Regions from separate parts of the Homo sapiens genome. Here region 1 is linked to region 2. A link is a contact called in ENCODE Hi-C or POLR2A ChIA-PET data. All regions are on one chromosome and are shown on one strand. The core of a region is the stretch at or near the end of the contact, and the rest is flanking DNA. Distances in the headings are between cores, read along the strand shown. Region 1 overlaps LOC105373545 (a long non-coding RNA gene). Region 2 overlaps SEPTIN10 (septin 10).

Region 1 (6,092 bases), core at 2,277-4,776, 140 kb before region 2:
GTTATCCCTTTGTGGAGTACAGAAGGTAGACAGGGTGGTGCCCAGACCATGTCTGCACAATCAGGTGACATGGAACACGCTCTGGCTTGCTGCAGGACGCCTTCAGACCAGAGTTCAGGTGGTGGGTGGCAGGTCAGCCATGGAACATAGGTTGGACAGAAGATGTACGAATGCAAAGCAGTGACTAAGCATGAGCCACTGATCCCAACCTGACACAAGCAATGGTATGGGCAGAGTTTGGTTTTGTAGTCTCTTCATCTCCTCTTTCTGATCTCCTGCTTTAATGCCCTCTACCACTGGGGTTTTTTAACCCTCCAAGTTTGTTCTCTCTAGAGGGCTTTCCACATCCCAAGTTCCACTCTTTTCCCATTCCTCCATGGCCTGGTCTCTGTCACTGTCATGAGGACTGGAAGCTAACACACCAAGTCACACTCACGTGGGGCTGCTGGGTGGCCAGCTTGCCACATCCCATGCCACTGCCTGGAGGCACCACACAGAGGGACTCCTGGCATTGAGGCAAACACATGGCAGCAGTATTTCAGAAGACCACTCTTCTGGGGATCCCTCAGGTCAAACCATGTAGGTAGGTGATTGTTTACTGTACCTCAGCAGAATTTAAAGGGATTCAAAGGTGTGTGGTGAAACAGCACACAAGTATAGTCACTAAGGAGACAAAAGAATCAGAAGCTCAGGGACTGACTGGCCTTTGTGGTTCCTAAAGGAGAAACTTTTACTCAAGTAAAGGTTGTGAAAGGAAAATAAATCTCAGGACCCCAAAGTCACTAAGCCAAGAGAAAAGTCAAGCTGGGAACTATGTCAGGAAAACCTGCCTCCGTTTTATTCCTGAGTAAGATAGCTACAAAGATACCTCCCTCACAATTTGCCCACAGGAAATTCCTTGTGGACAAAGAGCGGACAGAACTCTAGAAGTCATCCCTTTAAGGCTCACCCGAGACACATGCGTATCTGATTGCTTCTTCTGCCCTATTGTTTATGTAAAAATGCAGATTCACTGAGCCAGACTAAATTGCGTATTCAGTGGAAGGCTGATCAAGGACTCAAAGGAATGCAACCTTTTGTCTCTTGTCTACTTCTGACCTGGAGGCCCCCCACTTCCTGACTTACCAGGCCAAACCACTGTACAGCTTACACATACTGATTGATGTCTCATGTATCTCTAAAACGTATAAAAGCAAACTGTACCCCCGACCACCTTGGGCACATCCTGAGGCCATATCACAGGCACGTCCCCAACCCTGGCAAAATAAACTTTCTAAATTGACTGAGACCTGTCTTAGATATTCTGGGTTAACAAGGTTCGAAGGGAAAATCCCTATGAGAGAAAATAATGTGTTTTTTTCCGACTTGCCTTTTATGAAGAAACTGCCCCCAGTTGCAGCAGGAGCTCCTCATGGGGTTTGGGCTCGTGTGCTTGCATGCTGCCTCTGCACAAGGGGACAGATCTTCCCAGTCTCTCCTTCTGTAAAGCAAGCGGCAAGGCTGAGCCTGGAGCCCATCTCCTGTGAACGCGTCTCCTGCATCTTCAGCTCCACTGCTTTCCCTCAGCCACAAGAGGCTGTGAGGCTGAACCTCCCTCCTTTGTAGTTTCTAAAGTTTGTGTCATTCACAAACGCTCTTTTGCCCTTGCCTTTCCCTAAACTCCCCGCTTTCCTCCCACATCACCTTCCCACCTGTTGCTAGGCCATGTCCTTCGGGGGAGAAGTCACCACATCAGCCCTCTAATGACATTGACTCCTCGGATCTGTTGAGTCTTTCCTTATCTTCTCTGCTTGCCATGTCTTCATTAGAAGTTTTGTGTTTGCACGAGCTCCACAAGGTTTACCAGCATCTCCCATAAGACTGCCAAGTATTCACATTTGTTTGCAAATGTGAAAGGAAAATATCTTGGACCCCCAAAATCACTAAGCTAAAAGGAAAATTCAAGCTGAGGACTGCTTAGGGAAAACCTGCCTCCCGTTCTATTCAAAGTTATCCCTCTGCTCACTGATATAAATGCATATCTGATTGCCTCCTTTGGAAAGGCTAATCAGACACTCAAAAGAATGCAACTGTTTTGTCTATCTGTGACCTGGAAGCGCCCTCCCCGCTTCCTTCCAGTCCTCCTGCCTTCGCTTGCAGTTGTCCACATTTCCAGACCGAACCAATCTACTTCTTATATATATCGATGTCTCACATCTCCCTAAAATGTATAAAATCAAGCTGTGCCCCAACCACCTTAGGTACGTCATCAGGACTTCCTGAGGCTGTATCACAGGCGCACATTCTCGACCTTGGCAAAATAAAACTTTCTAAATTAACTGAGACCTGTCTCAGATTTTCTGGGTCCACACAAGTATGATCATTAATGTTTTTACTCTGACCTTGAATGTATTTGAAAACATTCCGGACACTACACACTACTTAACTATAAATGGACTTAAGATTTCTTTTTGGCAAGAACTTTTTAAATGGGGAGAACAATATCAAAGTAACAATTAAAAAATTATCCAGAATGTCAGCCTCCACCCATGGAAGATAATCTGCTACAGGAACTATCTTCCTGCCATAAAAACTTAAACAAAATAAATGAGTGCTATTTTCAGAGACTGAGCAACAGGCAGTGCAAGGAAGCAAAGGAAGCAAATCCTGAGAGAAGAGAAACAAACCAGATAAGCCCTATGATTGCCTTGGCTTACTTCCTGGAGGCGAAGTCTGGGCTGCAGCACAGGGCGAGAAGCTGAAGAGCCCTCCCCTCCGCTGGTCCCCAACCGAGGTCTCACTGAGCCGAGAAGCTGAGAGAAAATCACTGCACAGCTAACAGTTGACCCCTGAACAATATGGGTTTGAGCTGTGCATGCCACATATACAAGGATTTTCTTCGGCCTCTGCCACCCTTGAGACAACGCAACCAACCCCTCCTCCTCCTCCTTCTCAGCCTATGTAATGTGAAGATAATGAGGATGAAGACCTTTATGATGATCTGCTTCCGCTTAATAAATAATAAATATATTTTCTCTTCCTTATGATTTTCTTAGAACACTCTTTTCTCTAGCTTACTCTATTGTGAGACTACAGTATAAAACACATATGACACACCAAATATGCATTAACTGACTGTTCTGGTCATTGGTAAGGCTTTTGGTCAATAACAGGCTACACTAGTTAAGTTTGGAGGAAATCAAAAGTTATATGTGGATTTTTGACTGCACAGGGAGGCGGGTGGGGGTCAGTCCCCCTAGCCCCCGCATTGTTCACGAGTCAACTGTAGAATGAAGAGGCCAAGACAACTAGAATACACAGAGCAGAGTACTAAAGAAAATGCGCAAAGAAAGGGCGTTTGGAGCTCTGCAGAGGCGTGCCCTTGATCCTTTGAGAACTGACTAGTGCATGCATGGAATGACATTCCACAGGCATGAGAAAGAATCGCCAGAGAGCAGTAGGTGACAAGACTGCCAGAACCCACATAGGCAGGTAAGCAGGCTTCACAACCTGGGACAGAGTCCTCAGAAGAGGCACACCTTACAACTGGGGTTAAAGTGGCTCTAGAACAAAGGCCGCCTTACACCCACTCAAACAAACCTCTCCAACCAACCCACAAAAATATCTGCAGGGAATTTAACTGCTTGCCAAACAAAGTACAATGCTCTTTCTTTCTTTTTGAGACGGAGTCTCACTGTGTTGCCCAGGCTGGCGCAATCTTGGCTCACTGCAACCTCTGCCTCCCGGGTTCAAGAGATTCTCCAGCCTCAGCCTCAGCCTCCCAAGTAGCTGGGACTACAAGTGCGTGCCACCACGCCCAGCTAATTAATGCTCTTTAAAAGAATGCAAAAAAACTCCAGCATGTAACAATGTAAAATTCACAAATACAGCAACTAAATTTAAAAAAAAAAAAGCTGTCATGCAAAGAAGGTAAAAATTGTGACCCACAACTAGGAGGAAAATCTCAATTAATACAAACACATCAAGAATTGACAGAGATGATGGAATGAGCATACAAGAACCTTAAAATGGGTAACTCTAAATATTATAAATATATTCAGGAGCTATAGAAAAACATTATAAGTAGAAAAATACAATTTTTATTTTTATTTATTTATTTATGTATTTTTTTTTTCTGAAATGGGGTCTCACTCTGTCGTCCAGGCTGGAGTGCAGTGGCGCGATCTCAGCTCACTGCAACCTCCACCTCCCAGTTTCAAGTGATTCTCCTGCCTCAGCCTCCTGAGTAGCTGGGACTACAGGCTCATGCCACCACACCTGGCTAAGAGAAATGAAATGTTTAAATTTAAAAGACTTAAGTGGACCATTTGATACAGTGTCTAAAATGAACAAATACACTAGATGAGATTAACAGCAGATTAAACACTGCAAAAAAAAAACTGGGTTAATTTATAGACACAGCAATAGATCTAAAGTGAAGCACAGGCTGGGTGCAGTGGCTCATGACTGTAATCCCAGCACAAGGAGGCTGAGGCAGGTGGATCACCTGAGGTCAGGAGTTTGAGACCAGCCTGGCCAACATAGCAAAACCCTGTCTCTACTAAAAATACAAAAATTAGCTGGGCATGGTGGCACATGCCTGTAATCCCAGCTACTTGGGAGGCTGAGGCAGGAGAATCACTTGAACCTGGGAGGCGGAGGTCGCAGTGAGCCGAGATTGCGCCACTGCACTCCAGCCCGGATGACAGAGTGAGAGTCCATCTCAAAAAAAAAAAAAAAAAAACTTTAGACTAACATCATAATAATGAAAGAATAAATGCTTTCCTCCTAAGATAATGAATAAGGGAAGGATGTTTTCTCTCACCACTTCTAATTAACATTTTACTGGAGGTCCTACCTAGTACAATAAAGCAAAACAAAGAAACAAAAGGTAAACAGATCAGAAAGAAGAAATAAATACCCTAATTTGCAGATGGCATGATTGTCTATATAAACCATTCCAAAGAAGTTACAAAAAAGATACTTAAACTTTTGAATTTTGCAAAATGACAGGATACAAAATATTTATGCAAAAATCTATTGTAGTTCTATATACTAGCAGCTAACTTTTGGAATTTTAAATTCAGGGGAAAAAAGCCTCTTTTTTTTTTTTTTTTAAGACAGAGTTTTGCTCTTATTGCCCAGGCTGGGGTGCAATGGCACAATCTTGGCTCACCGCAACCTCTGCCTCCCAGGTTCAAGCAATTCTCCTGCCTCAGCCTGCCAAGTAGCTGGGATTACAGGCATGTGCCACCATGCTAATTTTTGTATTTTTAGTAGAGACAGGGTTTCTCCATGTTGGTCAGGCTGGTCTCGAACTCCCAACCTCAGGTGATCTGCCCACCTCGGCCTCCCACAGTGCTGGGATTACAGGCATGAGCTACTGCGCCCAGCCAAAGAAATGCCTTTTATATTAGCATACACAAATATGAAATGCCTAGGGATAAATCAAACAAAAGAAGTGCAAACCTGTACATTGAAAACTTCAAGACACTGAGAGAAACTTTTTTTTAATTTACATAAATGGGCAAGTGTGGTGGCTCACACCTATAACCCCAGTACTTTGGAAGGCCAAGGCAGGAGGATTGCTTGAGTCCAGGACTTCCGGACCAGCCTGGACAACATAATAAGATCCTGTCTCTACAAAAAATTTAAAAATTAGCTGGGCATGGTGGTGCGCACCTGTGGTCTCAGCTACTCAGGAGACTGAGGTAGGAGGATCACTTGAGCCCAGGAGTTTGAGGTTGCAGTGAGCTGTGATCATGCCACTGTACTCCAGCCTGAGTGACAGAGTGAGACCCTGTCTCAAAAAAAAAGATTTATATAAATGGAGAGGTGTACCATGTTCATGAATTACAATACTCGCTACTGTTAATATGTCAATTCTCCCCAGTTGGTATATAGATTTAATACAATTCCGATAAAATCTCAGCAGGTTTTTTTAAACTTAAGCTTGCATGAAAATGTAAAATACCTAAAATAGCCAAACCAAGTTTGAAAAAGAACAATGGTTGGAGGAATTATACTAACCAATTTTAAGACCAAGAAGCTAAGGTTGTCAAGACTTTAGGAATGGCATTAGAGTAGGCATGTAAATCAACGGAACAGAACAG
Region 2 (5,919 bases), core at 351-2,850:
ACAGAGGTGCTTCCTTGACAATTCTTGGAGAATAATGAAGACCACTTTGTGTTCAGTTAAAAAAGGCAGTGGTTGGGGCCAGGCCCGGTGGCTCACGCCTGTAATCCCAGCACTTTGGGAGGCTGAGGCGGGCGGATCACGAGGTCAGGAGATCAAGACTATCCTGGCTAACACGGTGAAACCCCATCTCTACTAAAAATACAAAAAATTAGCTGGGCGTGGTGGCGGGCACCTGTAGTCCCGGCTACTTGGGAGGCTGAGGCAGGAGAATGGCGTGAACCTAGGAGGCAGAGCTTGCGGTGAGCCAAGATCATGCCACTGCACTCCAGCCTGGGTGACAGAGCGAGACCCCATCTTAAAAGACAAAAAAAAAAAAAAAAAAAAGGCATTGGTTGGAGGCTACATAGGTCTGGACTTGCAGATTTGAAGGGAAGGCCTGCAACAGGTAGAAACCATTTTTGTTCCAGCTCTGGGAGTGGAATGAATGAACTGAAACCATTGCCAGCCTTTTTTGTTCACTGCTCACAATTCATAGTCCAGGGAAAGAATGTCCAGTAGGCCTGATGTAGGTCATGTTCCCATCTCTTGTTTAGGAGTGAGTGTGAACCTGATTAATTGTCCCACAAGACTGTATCCCATGGGGGAGAGGTAGCCCCCAAAAAGGTAATGAGGATAATGGATACTGGTACCAAGAGGAAAGGACTCAATGATAGGTAGTCAGAAATCATAGATTGCCCATCACATCCATTTGCTGAGCATTTCTTCAGGTTGGGAAGCATCTGATCACTGATCACACAAAGAAGGGGAAATTAGAAAGGGAGATTCTTCAGCTTAGGTCAGGCTACGGACTGGGTGGGAGCAGTGGCTGGAAGAAACTCAGTAAGTTTAGGTCAGGCTACAGAGTGAGTGGGAGCAGTGGCTCACTATTGTCTTCCTAAGAGAGTAGACCTTTCTACTGTATTTCTGGATCACTTGGGTAAAGTTGAGGCAAAATGTCTCTTCTGGTTCTTTGTCATATGTGATTAAATGATTTGATAAGGCTTTTGTAGCTCATTATAGTCTGATGTATTAGGAAGCTTTTATTTTTTATAGTTTCAAGAAGTTATATCTGGCCAGGCGTGGTGGCTTATGCCTGTAATTTCAGTACTTTGGGAGGCCAAGGTGGGTGGATCACCTGAGGTCAGGAGTTCAAGACCAGCCTGGCCAACATGGTGAAACCCTGTCTGTACTAAAAATACAAAAATTAGCCGGGTGTGGTGGCGGACACCTATAAGCCCAGCTATGTGGGAGGCTGAGGCAGGAGAATTGCTTGAACCCAGGAGGTGGAGGCTGCAGTGAGCTGAGATCGCACCACTGCACTCCAGCCTGGGCAACAGAGCGAGACTCCATCTCAAAAAAAAAAAGAATTTATATCTGTTTTCTCGGGAGTCTTTTCCTATTTAATTTGGTAGTTGTTGTAATTTGGTTGGCATGTAAAATCTGTCCCTCAGTATTATATCTATCTAGCAGTAAAGACAAGTTACGCAAACCTGTTGGGTGACCTTTATGTGACTGTACTTCCTGGCCCTCTTTGTTGCCAGAACTTCCGTTTGTTTTTCCACTTACACTTTATTGAATGGGTATGCTGAGTCATGGTGGGTATCCTAATCTACCAGCACCAATCGCAGGCTTGTCACGAGGCCCACGTAAATAGCACTATAGTCATAGTTTAATTAACTGATCTTAACATTTTATATTAATTATTTCAACCATTGGAAACATGCCTTTATAAAACTCTTTAAATCCCCAAGTTTAATAATTAAAGATTAACCTAACTAATCTCTTTCCCACAGTTAATCACCTTTAACTTTTTAGCACAAAATCACTGTCATTGAAGTATTGTGGGACCTGTAGCTTTGAAAGGAAGATGTATGCTTAGTAGTTTAGAGTTGTTTAAGTATTTGACGTAATTTTAGTAAAACTTCATGTCTTTGGAATTCTCAAGAACTAAATAGTTCTTCAGGTAGTCTATAGTAGACTTGGAAAAAGTTCACTAGGCTTATCGGAACTGTACTTGAAACACAAACATGTCCCAATTGAAGGAAAGGACTTTTCTTGATGACATGAGCATCTGAGATTTTTTTCTTTCTTTCTCTTTAGTTTTCAACTTTAAATCAGTGAGATTTGCAACAACAGTAGTATGTTGGCATTAAATATTCATGTCAGGCCAGGTGCAGTCGTTCACGCCTGTAATCCCAACACTATGGGAGGCCAGAAAGGTGGATCACTTAAGCTTTGGAGTTTGAGACCAGCCTAGGTAACATGGCAAAACTCTGTCTCTACAAAGAATACAGAAATTAACCAGCTGTGGTGGCATGCTCATATAGTCCCAGCTACTTGGGTGGTAGAGGCAGGATGATCCAGCCTGGATGACAGTGAGACCCCGTCTCAAAAAAAAAAAAAAAGAAAATTATGACAGCAAGCTACTTTTATGCTAGAAAAGGGAATAGTATAGCAAGAAAATGTTTTTATTTTTATTTAATAAATCTATGATAAGAAACAATGATTGCATTAGTTTTAGAATACTAACTTTATAGACCATTCTCTTTCAGATCTGACTTTCTTTACCACCTTTTGAAAAATAGTACAAGTTTCTTTACTTGAAATTGGCCTTGTAAGTTTACATTGTCAGAAGTTGGAAAGCAGCACGATGAGATGCAAAATATGCAGAAGCAGTCCATTACTTTCTCCTGCTGAGACACCACATTGGGGCAATCTGATTTGTGGTAGTTGGGAATATGGACTTTGGAACAAGTCTAATCTGGTTCAAATCCCAGCTTTTTACTTTTCAGCTATGTTTCTTTGGGCAGATTACTCTCTGTGCTTTAGTTTTCTTATTTAGAATGTCAGGGCTTGTTCTTCAGGGTTGCTGTGGGAATTAAATAGTCAACATAAAGGAGTCCAGAAGAGTACCCTGCCAGTAGCAGATACTCAACAAATGTTAGGTCTCTTCTCTTCACCAGGTAGATATATTTTCCTTGTGAACAACTCAAGTGCTTGTATAGATTAATGAAGCATTGTTTTAAAAAACTTATGTTTGTTATGCATTCAAGATTTTTTTTATAATTTTTTTTAAATTTTTTTTTATTATACTTTAAGTTCTAGGGTACATGTGCACAACGTGCTGGTTTGTTACATATATATACATGTGCCATGTTGGTGTGCTGCACCCATTAACTCATCATTTACATTAGGTATATCTCCTAATGCTATCCCTCCCGCCTCTCCCCACCCCACAACAGGCTCCGGTGTGTGATGTTCCCCTTCCTGTGTCCAAGTGTTCTCATTGTTGAATTCCCATCTATGAGTGAGAACATGCCATGTTTGGTTTTTTTGTCCTTGCGATAGTTTGCTGAGAATGATGATTTCCAGCTTCATCCATGTCCCTACAAAGGACATGAACTCATCATTTTTTATGGCTGCATAGCATTCCACAGTGTATATGTGCCACATTTTCTTAATCCAGTCTGAATTCAAGATATTTTTACATCAAGCTTGTCTTTAAAGACTATCAGTCATGTTGGACTAGTGAAATGTAGGGAGGTTTCTAAAGATGAAGAAAGTAGCTGATAAATATAGGGGCTTCTTTAAAAAAAAAGATCACAACAGAAAAAAAAAGGCCTGATACTAAGTAAAATGCCTCCTTGGGGTGTGAGACATGTGATGTCTAGGGTATTTTGCACATTTGTAATCTCTGCTCTTAAAGAACAGGTTTCTGCAAGTGTTTAGGATCTGTTCCTGCTTGGAACCCCTCCTGTACATGCCTCAAACTCACCTCTCAGCCTTGGTAGCTGTTGTGTAGTATTTCTTACTCTGCGTTTCTTTGAACTTACAGAATTCTATACTTAAAAGCTTAATGTCTCCAGTTATAAAATTTAAGATTAATAAGATTTAATTCATATTTTGAAATTGATTTATTTTTATAAGCAATAGAAATTTCTCACTAATGTAGCTGGAAAGTGAATTTGTATTCTCTGTCAAACCTTTGGGATATTCTTATAGCAAGCCCAAATGGAAGGGCTCAGTGTTTCTGACATATAAGAAGGCTTATTATACCTCCAAAATTCTACACATAGGAAAGGGCAGCTACTGGTAGAGTTCCAGGATAGTCCTTTCTCTGCTGGTTATGCTGGTTAAATCTTCCTCCTCTTCCCAGAAATTTGTCATTCTATGAACATTTATAAAGAAACTGAAATGTCTAGAGAGCTCTGCTGGATAGTCACAGAGATGAATGAGGCTTCATTTTCTGTTCTCAAGATTTGTGACCTATGAGAAGGGAGAGATGGGCAGGATATAAATGCCATGGCAGTGCTTGGAAGGAACAGTTAATTCTAACTGGGGAGTTTGGCAGTCACTACGGGACTGAACGAAGGAGGATGAACACAGAAATGAAAACTTACAAGAAACTGTTTTAAAGGAAGGGGCCAGGGGAAGAAGAAGAGAGCGTCCTGCTTCTAGTGAGCAAAGGCAGCCGCCCCAAGCTTCTTAAGCCGTTTGTATTTATTGGGTAGAAAGAACAGGGAGGAAGAGGTAACGATTGGTCAGCTGCGTAATTGATCACAGGTTCATATTATTGCTAACAGGCTTCAGATGTGCCCTGTAGATAATCACAAGAAACACTTGTGCCTGGGTCGTGACTGCCCTCAGCATTCCTTCTGGATGGCAGACGCAGTTTGTCAGTTTGCTAACATTCTGCATTTATGAGAATAGTTTGCTCTTTACTAATATAGCCTCCAGTGGTATACTGAGTTGATCATGACCCTCATTCTTTTGGCCTGCAACAGGGGAGAGTGGGGGAGACTTTACAGAAGAAGTTACATGTGAATTTGCCCTTGAGGGGTAGAGGATGAGCAGGACAGCATGGGGGTAGAAGGTGGACAGTGGCCACAAACTGAAGCCTGAAATGCCAGGTTCGTTCTGGGAACAATGAACAGGTTGGTGTGGCTGAAACCTGAGGATAGGATATCAGAATTGTTTGGTGAGAAATCAATCTGGAAAGGTAGAATTAGGCCAGAGATTATAAAGTTTCTTGAGTGCAATTTAAAGGAGGTGGGACCTTATTCTATAGATAGCATAACTTTAATGTGGTGAGAAAAGATAATGAGATCTGTGTTTTTGGTGGAAAATCTAGAGGGTGACAAGAACAAAGTGAAAGAAAGAGGAACTAGAAGCTCAGAGATGAATTAGGAGATTGTTGCAGTAGTGAAGGCAGAAAATCACAAAGATCAGGTTCGGCTGTAATCTGGTATCTGTAGAAATGGAAAGAAGGTTATATTAGGAGACTTAGCTTCAGAAGCTGAACTAATGGACCTTGATAAGATAGGGAGATAGGGTAAGGGAAGAGTGAAAGATGACTCAGGATTTCCAAGTTTCTACATACAGTGATTCCAGTGACTCTAGTACTCCATATCAGCACTAACACGGGTGGCTTCATATTTCATGCTATAGGAAATTTCATGTTTTGGGTTACCATGTGTAAAAAAATATTGGTACCTGTTACATATATGAGGCTGAACATGAGATGTACAGCAGGTTCTTGAATAACAATGTTTTGTTCAATGTCATTTTGTTGTAACATTGATAAGAAAAAAAATTGATTCCCGGCGATGGCCACTGTCTGTGTGGAGTTGGCATATTCTCCCTGTATCTACAGGTTTTCTCTGGGTTCTTCATCCCAAAGCTGTAAGCGTTAAGTTCATGGCATGTCTAAATTGTCCCAGTCTGAGTTGGGTGGGGGTGGTGTGAGTGTGCCCTGCAATGGAATGGCATGCTGTCCAGGGCTGATTCTCACTTAGCTTCCAGGATAGGCTCCAGCCACCCATGACCCTGAACTGGAGTAAGCAGGTTGGAGAATGAATGAATGAATACATATTATTGTAA

What was found. A loop is a pair of places that touch in the nucleus more often than their neighbours do. ChIA-PET counts read pairs that join two places held with the same protein, here RNA polymerase II (POLR2A). Pooled maps may share reads with other maps.
Region 1: a loop to region 2 is called in a map of PC-9, with 4 times the contacts of the local background. The contact joins two enhancer-like sites. A Hi-C loop is called at or near these places in 5 of 168 maps with a recorded cell type or tissue (IMR-90, PC-9, ectodermal cell and 2 more) and 3 of 50 pooled maps. POLR2A ChIA-PET finds 5 or more read pairs at or near these places in 5 of 52 experiments (GM12878, H1, HepG2 and 2 more).

The regions. Positions count from the first base shown.
Region 1 is chr2:109,696,490-109,702,581 of GRCh38, reverse strand. It overlaps LOC105373545 (a long non-coding RNA gene), which reads right to left. Exons shown (of 3, transcript XR_923175.2): 3 at 1,026-1,480. It also overlaps a transcript of RANBP2 not described here. Among named protein-coding and RNA genes, the nearest start is that of SOWAHC, 85 kb to the right of the region's middle. RefSeq lists an enhancer at 1-394. Within about 2 kb of position 3,526, at least 11 of the 41 ENCODE cell types and tissues checked have a DNase peak (open chromatin) inside an H3K27ac peak, as active enhancers do; they include PC-9, where a contact is called at or near this core.
Region 2 is chr2:109,554,377-109,560,295 of GRCh38, reverse strand. The region is part of intron 8 of SEPTIN10 (septin 10); the gene reads left to right. It also overlaps a transcript of RANBP2 not described here. Among named protein-coding and RNA genes, the nearest start is that of SEPTIN10, 57 kb to the left of the region's middle. RefSeq lists a silencer at 1-97 and an enhancer at 1,390-1,684. Within about 2 kb of position 1,600, at least 8 of the 41 ENCODE cell types and tissues checked have a DNase peak (open chromatin) inside an H3K27ac peak, as active enhancers do; they include PC-9, where a contact is called at or near this core.